Regions from separate parts of the Homo sapiens genome. Here region 1 is linked to region 2. Evidence: chromatin loops called from intact Hi-C (ENCODE). Cell type or tissue: PC-9. All regions are shown on one strand. Each heading gives the region's core, and the rest is flanking DNA. Links, peaks and the distances in the headings are about the cores only. Region 1 holds the start of PHEX-AS1 (PHEX antisense RNA 1). Region 2 overlaps PHEX (phosphate regulating endopeptidase X-linked).

Evidence for each region. Hi-C counts contacts between places; a loop is a spot of excess contacts. Peaks named below come from ENCODE experiments on the same cell type or tissue, not always from the same donor. Only the 100,000 strongest peaks of a DNase experiment are listed, where the experiment ranks them.
Region 1: it touches region 2 in a loop (5-fold over the local background); 1 of 110 quality-filtered maps calls a loop at or near these places.

What each region holds. Positions count from the first base shown.
Region 1 is chrX:22,168,748-22,174,134 of GRCh38, forward strand. All of the region lies in intron 13 of PHEX (phosphate regulating endopeptidase X-linked), which reads left to right. PHEX-AS1 (PHEX antisense RNA 1) reads right to left here and starts at 4,236. Exons shown (of 5, transcript NR_046639.1): 1 at 3,199-4,236; 2 at 2,763-2,897; 3 at 2,412-2,443; 4 at 1,047-1,108. In PC-9, for the core only: no CTCF peak of the experiment used is centred there; a DNase peak (open chromatin) is centred at 3,124; H3K27ac peaks cover 524 bases.
Region 2 is chrX:22,071,010-22,076,382 of GRCh38, forward strand. The region is part of intron 3 of PHEX (phosphate regulating endopeptidase X-linked); the gene reads left to right. Among named protein-coding and RNA genes, the nearest start is that of PHEX, 41 kb to the left of the region's middle. In PC-9, for the core only: no CTCF peak of the experiment used is centred there; a DNase peak (open chromatin) is centred at 3,102; H3K27ac peaks cover 2,841 bases.

The DNA of each region.
Region 1 (5,387 bases), core at 23-5,022, 97 kb after region 2:
TGCTTCATTCGTATTAAATGAATAGTAATAAATCTGCCTGCTGGGAGTTAACTTCATTAAACTTTATGAGTGTTTTGGCAAATTAAATGCATATACATACGACTCTATAATTTATTGTGAATTGGATTGTGTATTTGCAGTAAGTTACTGATGAAAAATGGTCATAATTCTTTTTTATTTCAATATTTTTGGACATGTATTTTCCAGTAGGTGTATTAATTACAGGCCTTTCTATTCACAAGCACTGTTATTTCCTCTCCTACAAATAGTTCTGATAAGTGATTTTTCTTCCTCATTTAAAAAAACCTGTTTTTACTATTCACTAGATTTTCTTGAAAATGTAGTCTTTTGAAATTCTTTAAGTAACTATAGTTCTGAGGTATAGCTCTTTCCTGAAATTGTGGTTCAACAAGTGGCATATCTGAAAACGATCCCAGCTTTGTAGATGAGCATCAAAATTTTACAAGACTATTCAAAAGTGAGAGAAAGCATTAATTAGAATCTTCCTCCATTGGGCTCTAAGATATAGCCTCCCAAAATATTGATACAGTTGCTCTGGAAGAAAATAATGATGCCTCATAGCATCCTAAAACTCAGTCTATCTTATTATACACTGTTTTGATGATGCTGAAAATCCCATTATTATTATCGTAACTAAAAATATTGAAGCACTTGACATATTCATGTACATTATCTTTTAATTCCTTCAGTGATTCTGTGAAATAGATGATGTTCATTCCCATTTTGCAGAAAAGGACATAGAGACTCAATAATTTAAGTGAGCTCCTCAGTTCCACACAGACTTTCAGAGCCAGGACTGATATCTGGGCTCAGGAAGCTCTGCCTGTAATCAGACAAGGGATTCTTGAGGGTCCTTTTTAGGCAGCTATGCTGGAGGAACAGAGGCATCAGGGTGGAGACTTGGTGGGGGCAGTGTGACCAGGGCTGTTGGAAGAAGAGCAGAGGGAAGGCCATGTTATCAAATGGTTAAGAGCACAGGCTCCAGTATCATGGGCCTGGGTTTGAATTCTGCTTCTTGTACTTACTAGTTATTTCATCCTGTGTAGGTTACTTAACTTCGGTTAGCCTCCCTTTGGTTATCTGGCTACTGGAAATATAATAACCAAGTCTTAGTATTGTTGGGAAGATTAGATGAGACTGTATAAATGTAAAAGCACTTGGCATAATACTCTGGCTCAGAGTATAGCCTACTTCCTATAAAGGGTAGCTTTGCGGATCAATATGGACCATTTGTGGTCCATTTTCAAATCAGCCATATAAAATATTCCATTTCATTGATCCTTAATAGAAATAGACTCAAGCGTGAATTTCTACCAATTTTGGAAATATATCTGTATCAGCCAGGAAAGCAAAAAGCACAGTAGGTATTTTAAACAGGGAATTTAATACAGGAAATGGGTTGGAAGGCAAGAAAAGGGAAAATAGATAAACCACAGGTTAAACTGCTGTTGCTACTAAGAAGAGTATCATCAGGGCACAAAGTACCTTAGCAGGAGAACCTGGGTAACTCCATACTATTGGTATATATTCTGAGTCAGCATGTGGATGAGAAGGTTTGAGAGACAGTTTGATGTAGAGGTTATAAATAGGGACCGTGGAGTCAAAGTGCCTGGAGTAAAACCCCCAGTCTACCATGTACCACCTTGTTACCTAGGGTAGGTTATGTATCCTCTCTGTGCCTTTCTTCATCTGAAGAATGAAGGTCATACCAATCCCTCCCATATAGGATTTCTGGGAGGATCAAATAAGTTAACATATTTGAAGTGTTTAGAATGAACCCTAACATACAATCAGCACAATACATGTGTTAGCTATGACATCCTCAATTCACACTTGTGGTAGTGAACTATTTTGGTTTGAAAAAGTCCTCATGAATTAACTCATGCACTGTCCAGGTCCCTCAAATTGATTTAAAAGGGTATACAGATGGAGCAGTCTCAAGCTTTAATCGAATAAGGTAGAACTTAAGGCTTACTCACAATATTTAGTTGATCAAGTTTTGTTGGCATTCTGTTGCTAAGTTCAGAGCCCCAAATTTAAGGACCCATTGAATGCAATATCTTTTGTGAAAAGAAACCAGATGCCAAACAGGATGCCATGTTGGCTGTGCTTCTTTGTTTCTCTGGGGCCTGAACTGAAGACATTACACACCAAGATTTTTAATCACTTCTTTGAAGAAATGGCTTTCATCTGACTCATTGCCAAAGCAGACACAATTACGCCCAAGAGTTTTAACAGTTTAAAAACCTGACAGTGAAAAAAATTCCAGGTACATGAAGTAAAAAGACATTTGTATTCAGAAACCGATTGTTTTAGTCAATTTACACGGTGCTATAAAGAAATACCCGAGACTGGATAATTTATAGAGGAAAGAGGTTTAATTGACTCACAGTTCCACACGGCTGGGGAGGCCTCAGGAAACCTACAATCATGGCGGAAAGTGAAGGGGAAACAGGCACCTTCTTCACAAGGCGGCAGGAGGGAAGAGTGAGAGTTCAGGAAAAAACTGCCACTTTTAAAACCATCAGATCTCATGAGAACTCACTATCACAAGAACAGCATGGGGGAAACTGCCCCCATGATTCAATCACCTCCCTCCCTTGACATATGGGGATTACAAGTCCCTCCCTTGACACGTGGGGATTACAATTCGAGATGAGATTTGTGCTCTCTCACTTTCTCTCCCCCTCAAGCCCCGCCCTTTTCTTTTTCTGACAGTGACTTCAGTCCCTCCTCCAAACCTCAGCTCTGGAGTGGCAGGCAGTTCTCCTCTACTCTCCTAAGTGATGGTACCATCACCTCCTCCCTTCTGTGACCCTAGACACAGGAGTCGCAGCTGTGTACTCCTGTGACTCTCACAGAGCCAAATCATATCACTGATAGAGAAAATGAATAAAACCCACCCTAAAAATAGGTAAAGGATGATATGATAGATTGTAATATTGTCACTGAGGGCAATAGCAAAAAGACTGAAGTATTCCTGGTACACAATGAGACTGTTTTCAGTTTTAAGAAACATGTAGATAAGGACTGCTATAGGACCTATGAGAAATTTCTGGTAATACGAGCTCTGAGCATGAGAGGCTGTTACAAATGAAAAACAGCATGCTGCATTTGAGACAGGTGGAGATATGATTCATCAGGCACAAATGCAAAAGGAAAGAGGAGCGAGATTACCTGATGGATCAGACGAAGGTCAAGGAGAAATGTTGAAAATTGAAGTTGGGCTCATGTGGAAATAAAAGCAAATGAGATAGAATTAAGAGGTAAATATGCAAAGGAATCAGAAATTTTTTAAGGATGACAAGGTAAACTGAGGTACTCAGCAAAGCATTTCCGAACAACAATCTTGTAGTTTTTGAAAAGAACAGGAAGAAATAAAATGCCCTTTATTTGAACCCCCATCAACATGCAGGAAAGCCTGTTAGCCTAAAAAGGTAGGCATGAGCCCATTTTCAAATCAGCCTAATAAAGTATTCCATTTCATTGATTCTTAATAGAAATAGATTCAAAAGTGAGTCTCTCCCAATTTTGGAAATATTTCAGTATTAGCCAGGAAAGCAAAAAGCACACTAGGTATTTTAAACAAGGAATTTAATACATGAAATATGTTGGAAGGCAAGAAGAGGGAAAAATGAGATAAACCACAGATTAGTAACTTTAGAAAGCAGCTGCGACTCCTGTGTCTAGGGTCACAGAAGGGAGGAGGTGATGGTACCGTCACTTAGGAGAGTAGAGGAGAACTGCCACTCCAGAGCTGAGCTTTGCAGGAGGAACTAAAGATTCTTCCAGAGTTATTGTCAGAAAAAGAAAAGGGAGGGAGTAGAGGGGGAGAGAGAGTGAGAGACAGCAACACAGCACCCTTTTCCCTTCTGCAACCCACTAATTTCCTGTAGTGCCTCCTATTTGCAGGAAGCTAATTGGCAAAGGAGCTTGAGAAACAGTTTTCAGATTCCCAGTCCCCAGCATTACGGAACAGAGTGAAAGGGTAGGCATGTAGCTGAAAAACTACAGGTAAATAACTGGCACTATTAAGGACGTTACTAAGGACCAAAGTCAGAATCATGGCTGGCCTCCATTTACTTAGGAGAATTGGAAATGAGAAAATTTTCAGAGGCCAAAGTTTCTGGTGAGTGATACACACATATATAGACATAAATGTGCATATAGGGATATGCAGATATGTGAACCTATGTAAGATTCTCTGTGGTGGGTCTGGTCTACTTTGGCCAGTGAAACACTAGTGTGTGTGTGTAGTGTGTGTGTGTGTGTGTGTGTACATGACAGAGAGTGCCACTCTGCAAGAGTGAGGTGATATTCAGATGGAATGCTAGAATGCTGCAGAAAAAGAGGTTGTTAAAATATTAAAATAATTCTTTACTATTTGTTAAAAAACACAAAACATTGCGCTCAGCTCTTTCAAGGGACCCCTGGCCATCATGGCACTGGAGAGCTAAGGGTGGGCATTGGAGGTGGGACACCCTGGTGCCCCCCAACCTTCCAGCCAGGCCTCTGTAACTCTCTCACATTGGCCTTCATCCAGACTGTTCCACTGGTCAGAGCAGACCAAGACCAGCCCCAGTGTGGAGATGGGACATCTGGTTCCAGTGCTAGTGTGCTGGCTGGAACTCCCTCAGACCCACCTTCACATAGCTGTTTGTAGGAATTGCATCCTCCATGGTACACTGTATATGTGGATTATTAAACATTTTGAGCATCACCTCAGTATATATTAGGTTGGTGCAAAAGTAATTGTGGTTTTTGCCATTACTATTAATGCCAAAAACTGCAATTACTTTTGCACCAACATAATAAGTATGTCTACATGTATAGACACACATTACTTTTGGGCAAAGCCATCTAAACACACCAATCTTGCATGTTGCTTTGTTGTTTGAATAAGGGGACATGTAGATATAAAATACGGATTCCATTAAGTATTCAGAAAATCCTTTGGGTGCCTAACATAAAGTCTTTCTAATAGATATTTGGATATATCTCTGAGTATCTTTAAATGGATTTAAATTAAATGAAAGGTATCCTAGAATTTACACTTCCTACTGGCACAGTAAGGAAAGTACCACAATTAGTGCTTCAGTATTTTTCATCTGCCTATTCCTACATGTAGGCCGAAGACTATACTACAGATCATTTGCATTCCTATGTACTGCCTTATAAACATGTACTTATCCTACAGAGAAGCTGAACACATTTCCTTGTTCTGCGCTTATTACAGGTTCTCCATCTTTGGGGTGGTGGTGGTGGTAATAACTTTATTCTTCCATTTAGTCTGTGGATCTGGGATAGGATATTCAAGAAGAGAAATGTAGGCTCTCCTGAATTTTATGATCGGGACAGCTGTTCCT
Region 2 (5,373 bases), core at 374-5,373:
AACTCTTGACTAAGCATGGTACTGTAAAATCCTCAAGGGCCTCATCCTTCCTTTGGAATTTCCTTTTTGTATTCTAGAGCACTCAATAAATGTCCTGTCTGAGCAGCAGAATTGAATTGAGTGAGGATTGATAGTCCTCTCTCAGCTTCCGAGCAGAACTAAGTATTTTTTTTCTCCCCAGTGTAGAAGAGCAGGGCATTGGGAATGGATGATAAAGCTGAGACAATTGATGAAAATAAAACTTAGGTACCCTTAAAACTGGCGTTCATGAAAACAGATGAATGAAGTCTTGGATTTCATTGTATGATATAGGGACTGAGATGTGAAAAAAAGAGATGGTGTTGTTAGTATGATCAGGGCATTGCTGATTGTAAAAAGAAATAATAAAAGTAGTCAGTCCAGCTTCTCATAGTTCTTTTTCAATTGGATGAAAGTCTCTCTCAGACTTTCCTTGTCAGGAATTCAACTCAGCGAACATTCACTAAGCACCAGCCATGCCAAGCTCTGGGTCCTGGGTGTTCAAAGATGAATGTGACCCAGCCCCTGCCCAAAAGAGTATTCAATCTAATGGAGCATAGCCATTGTTAATGCCAATGTTTTATACCAAAAGTATTTCTTGGTGATATTATTTGAGGCCCAATGACCAAAAATATCTTTATTATTAAAATTCTCACGTTTCATCCCCTTTGAGGCTAGGCTTGGGTTACAAAGGCATGGTTGTCCACACCATGGTCAAAAACAAATTTTAGATGGACTGTAGATCTAAATGTGAAACAATAAAGATTTTAGAAGAAAATGTAAACTGTCACCGGGCGCGGTGGCTCATGCCTGTAATCCCAGCACTTTGGGAGGCCGAGGCGGGTGGATCACCTGAGGTCAGGAGTTCGAGATCAGCCTGACCAACATGGTGAAACCCCGTCTCTACTAAAAATACAGGCTGGGCGCGGTGGCTCATGCCTGTAATCCCAGCACTTTGGGAGGCTGAGGCGGGTGGATCACCTGAAGTCAGGAGTTCGAGACCAGCCTGGCTAACATGGTGAAACCCCACCTCTACTAATAATACAAAAAGTTAGCTGGGCATGGTGGCGCATGCCTGTAGTCTCAGCTACTTGTGAGGATGAGTCAGGAGAATCGCTTGAACCTGGGAGGCGGAGGTTGCAGTGAGCTGAGATCCTGCCACTGCACTCCAGCCTGGCGACAGAGCGAGACTCCATCTCAAAACAAACAAACACACAAAAACAAAAAACAAAAAATAGCTGGGCATGGTGACATGTGTCTGTAATCCCAGCTACTTGAGAGGCTGAGGTAGGAGAATCGCGTGAACCTGGGAGGTGGAGATTGCCGTGAGCCGAGATCAAGCCACTGCACTCCAGCCTGGGCGGTAGAGCAAGACTCCATCTCAAAAAAAAAGAAAAATAAAATAAAATGTAGACTATCTTCATGAGTTTGGGATAGGCAGAGATTTCTTGAACGGGACACTAAATATGGTAACCATGGAGGAGAAAAATGGAGAAGCTGAACTAAAATAATTTCAGTTTATTACAAGATACCATTAAAAATGAAGTCTATGTAATGGGATATTTTATAATATATTCAAAAAGGACTCGTACGTAGAATATAGAAAGCACTTCTACAAATCAATAACAAAAAGGTAGATTGCTCTATAAATATGTGATATAGACTTGAATAAGTATTTTACCATAGAGGATGTTAATTTTCTTGCTTGGGGTTAGTGATTGGAAGGGAGCACAAGGGGCTTTTGGGGTTCCAGTAATAATGCTGGTTACTTGAGCGTGTTAACTTTGTGAACATTCTTCACATTATGATCTGTGTACTTTTCTGTATGTTGTATTATTTGTGTACTTTTCTGTACTTTCATTGGAAAAATTTACATAAAAAAAGAAAATGCTTTGCTGTCCAGGATGAAGAATGTGAGCAGAATATTTTTGGAGGTTAACACTGATTGCAAAATATGTCTTCCCATTTAGAATTGCCTCTACTATAGAAGCAGAGGAAATGTTGAGAGCATGGGGCTTTGCAAGGTGGCTATAGCAGGTGCAGTTTGTGAAATAGTCCTACACACAGCCTGGCAGTGTCTTAGGTTAGCATAAGTCCTTTGGCCAACAATATCCTGAGAAGCAAGCAGGAGAACAAACACAGTTATGGAGGAAGCACTAGAAACAAGCTTGATTACTTGACAGTTTTGTATAGGGCGAATTCTGCCTGTAATCCTGTTTAAGTCACCACTTACTGATCCCCGTTATCATGTGCCCAGGCACCAAGATGGGGGCTTTCTGTGTATTAAAAATTTTAAATCCTCAGCACAATCCTGGGAAGCATGTACTATTATTATTTGACTTTACAGATAAAGAAACTGGGGCTTAGAGGGATTAAATAACTCGCTCGAATTCCAGCTAGCAAGTTGCAGCAAGCTGCAACTGGAACCCATGTCTGTGTGATTCCAAAGCACCCCCTTCCCACATGTCTATTATGTTGCCTTTAAAAAAAAGTTATTTGATGGAGCATAGTGAGAAGAAAAATACTTAATATGTACTTAATGTTCAAATTTGATGATCAGAAGAACTTCTCAAACCACTTTTAAAGTCTGAGGTTTGCTGTGCTATAGTTTTTTTTTTTTTTTTTTTTTTTTTTTGGAAACACACTTTGTCGCCCACGCTGGAGTGTAGTGGCGAGATCTTGGCTCACTGCAACCTCTGCCTCCTGGGTTCAAGCGATTCTCCTGCCTCAGCCTCCCGAGTAGCTGGGACTACAGGTGTGCGCCACCATACCCGGCTAATTTTTGTATTATTAGTAGAGGTGGGGTTTCACCACATTGGCCAGGCTGGTCTCAAACTCCTGACCTTGTGATCTGCCCGCCTCGGCCTCCCAAAGTGCTGGGATTGCAGGCATGAGCCACCGCGCCTGGCCTGCAGTTTTATGAACTGCTATTGTCCTTTGCAGTTGTAAGGTGGTAAGAAATACCTGGGTGGGGTGGAGGTGGGGATTGAGAAATCCTCCAAGAAACAACACAGGCTATGATTGGAATGCCCCTGTATGGGTGACCCATGAGCCTTTCTCAATGCTTTGGGGACATTTTAATAACCTGAGTAATTACCTGTGGTACGCAGGCTTTGTTTTCTACTCATTAATAACTCTCCAGGCTACATTTTATTCTTCTTACTGCTAATTCACATGCAGAGATACATAAAATGGATGCTGTCAACTGATTGCCACATCACTGTCTGCATATCAATGCTCTCCTGTCTGCTTGGGCTCAGAGAGAAGGAAAGAAGAGAAGGAAAAGGGTATGGCAAGGAACTTGTGATAGCCGAATCTGTTTTAAAAGCCAAATTCTGGTACAGAAACCAGAATTTTGACATATACAAATTATTGATATTTGTGCATGGTTAGTGTTTTGGGATTGCCCTATTTAGCATCTGCTGATCCTCTTTTTCCCTCCCTGTGATAGATAGCATGCCTTGGAAGCAGACACAGGTAAATATTTAATGCTTTTAGTTTTTTTTGCTCCTGTGGCTTGTTTGGCCCTTAGGGCATTCATGTTTTTTAGCCTGTGGAGTGCTTATAGCATCAGAACATCATCACAACCCTAAATGAAATTTGGATTATTTACTTCTAAGTATGTTTCCCAAATAGTCTAATGACTGTGTAAGCAATATAGTGGAAGGGTACAGGAGCCGATTTGAATGGAAATATATGTGGATATGGCTTTAGATCTTTCTGCGTATTAAAAAAAAATCTCCTTTAAAAAATCCTTGGGGACCTGGCACGGTGGCAGTGGCTCATGCCTGTAATCCCAGCACTTTGGGAGGCCAAGGCAGGTGGATCACCTGAGGTCAGGCGTTTGAGACCAGCCTGGCCGACATGGTGAAACTCCATCTCTACTAAAAATACAAAAAATTAGCCGAGTGTGGTGGTGTGCACCTGTAATCTCAGCTACTCGGGAGGCTGAGACAGGAGAATTGCTTGAACACGGGAGGCAGAGGCTGCAGTGAGCTGAGATCCTGCCACTGCACTCCAGCTTGGGTGACAGAGTGATACTCTGTTTCAAAAAAAAAAAAAAATCCTTGGGGCTAGTTATCTTGATTTTATTATTATGATGATACACAAGAAAGAAAACACCAAACAAGCTGAAATAATTGAAAATACTCACATCCAACCCAATTTAATTTATTTCACTGGAATCTATCTAGTTATATGGACTTGTTTTAGGTACAGGTACTTATTTTTAAAAAACTAGACAGGAGCTCTGGGTTGCTTTTTTTTTTTTTTTTTTTTTGAACTGTAGAACTTCTGGTTTAGAAGTAAGATTCCTCTTCAGGAGATATACAATTATTTATTAACTTAATTAGTGCCGTACATTTTGTCTTGAAGCTATTCAGAGTATTATAGGAACATCTGTTGTACTGTGATTATGATGGCTGCTAGGCTGTTTCCCCAAATGCCTTGACAAGGCAGTTTGACATAGTTCGGTGAAGGCAGTGCCCTGGTGCTGCAGTCACCATAGGGATTTTTCATCTTGGCTTCATGTTGGTAGATTGATACTCTCAAGTACGTTCAAGGTTCTCTTTTTCGGGAGAGGGTTGTTTTCATTGAGTCCTGGCTTTCCTCTTTCCTTATTTAATGAAATAGTGACAACTATCATTTTCTACCTTCAAACATTATTATTAGTGATTTTATAAATAGAAAATTATTTTCCAGGTGGGCCTATGTCTGTGCTGGCAACCATTGTGTACACACGGACTCTCTTAGATGTTTAGGACTTTGCATGTGTAAACGGGCAAGTTTTCAGGCAATTCGGGTAGGTTTTCCAATCTTGTCTTTCCATTTCCTGTCTAAAGAACTTCTTCCATGTCCACAGCATGTTTATTCAACAATGGATAAAACTTCTAATGGGAAATTTCTTCCGGGTGACCTCCTTGAGAGGCTGGGCTGTGGAGAAATCTTAAGAAACACAACCCTGATGAAATTGGCTCCGTTGAGAATATTACTTGGTCCAGGAACAAGGGACAGAATTCAGTTATTTTTGGTTCTTGAATAAATGAATTCTGTTTCCTTTTGTGTAGGTGGCAGAAGAAATTAACCCCTGTAGAACATCCATTCTCAGTTGGAAATTAAATTTTTGGTTTCTTTTGAGTTAGGAGTACCCTGGATAAGAGAATGTAAAACTGTTTTTATTTGAACCTCATGCAACTTGGAATCTGTTCTGTTGTCTGCATATCTTTGATAGATTTGTCTTTTCCAGGGTTGTCTGTCTTTGTATTTAATTTTCTGGAGGTTGGAATTGTGATTATCAAATGACTTCCAACTTGGCACCATATGTGGGTGGATACTAATGAATCCTTTCTTAACCTT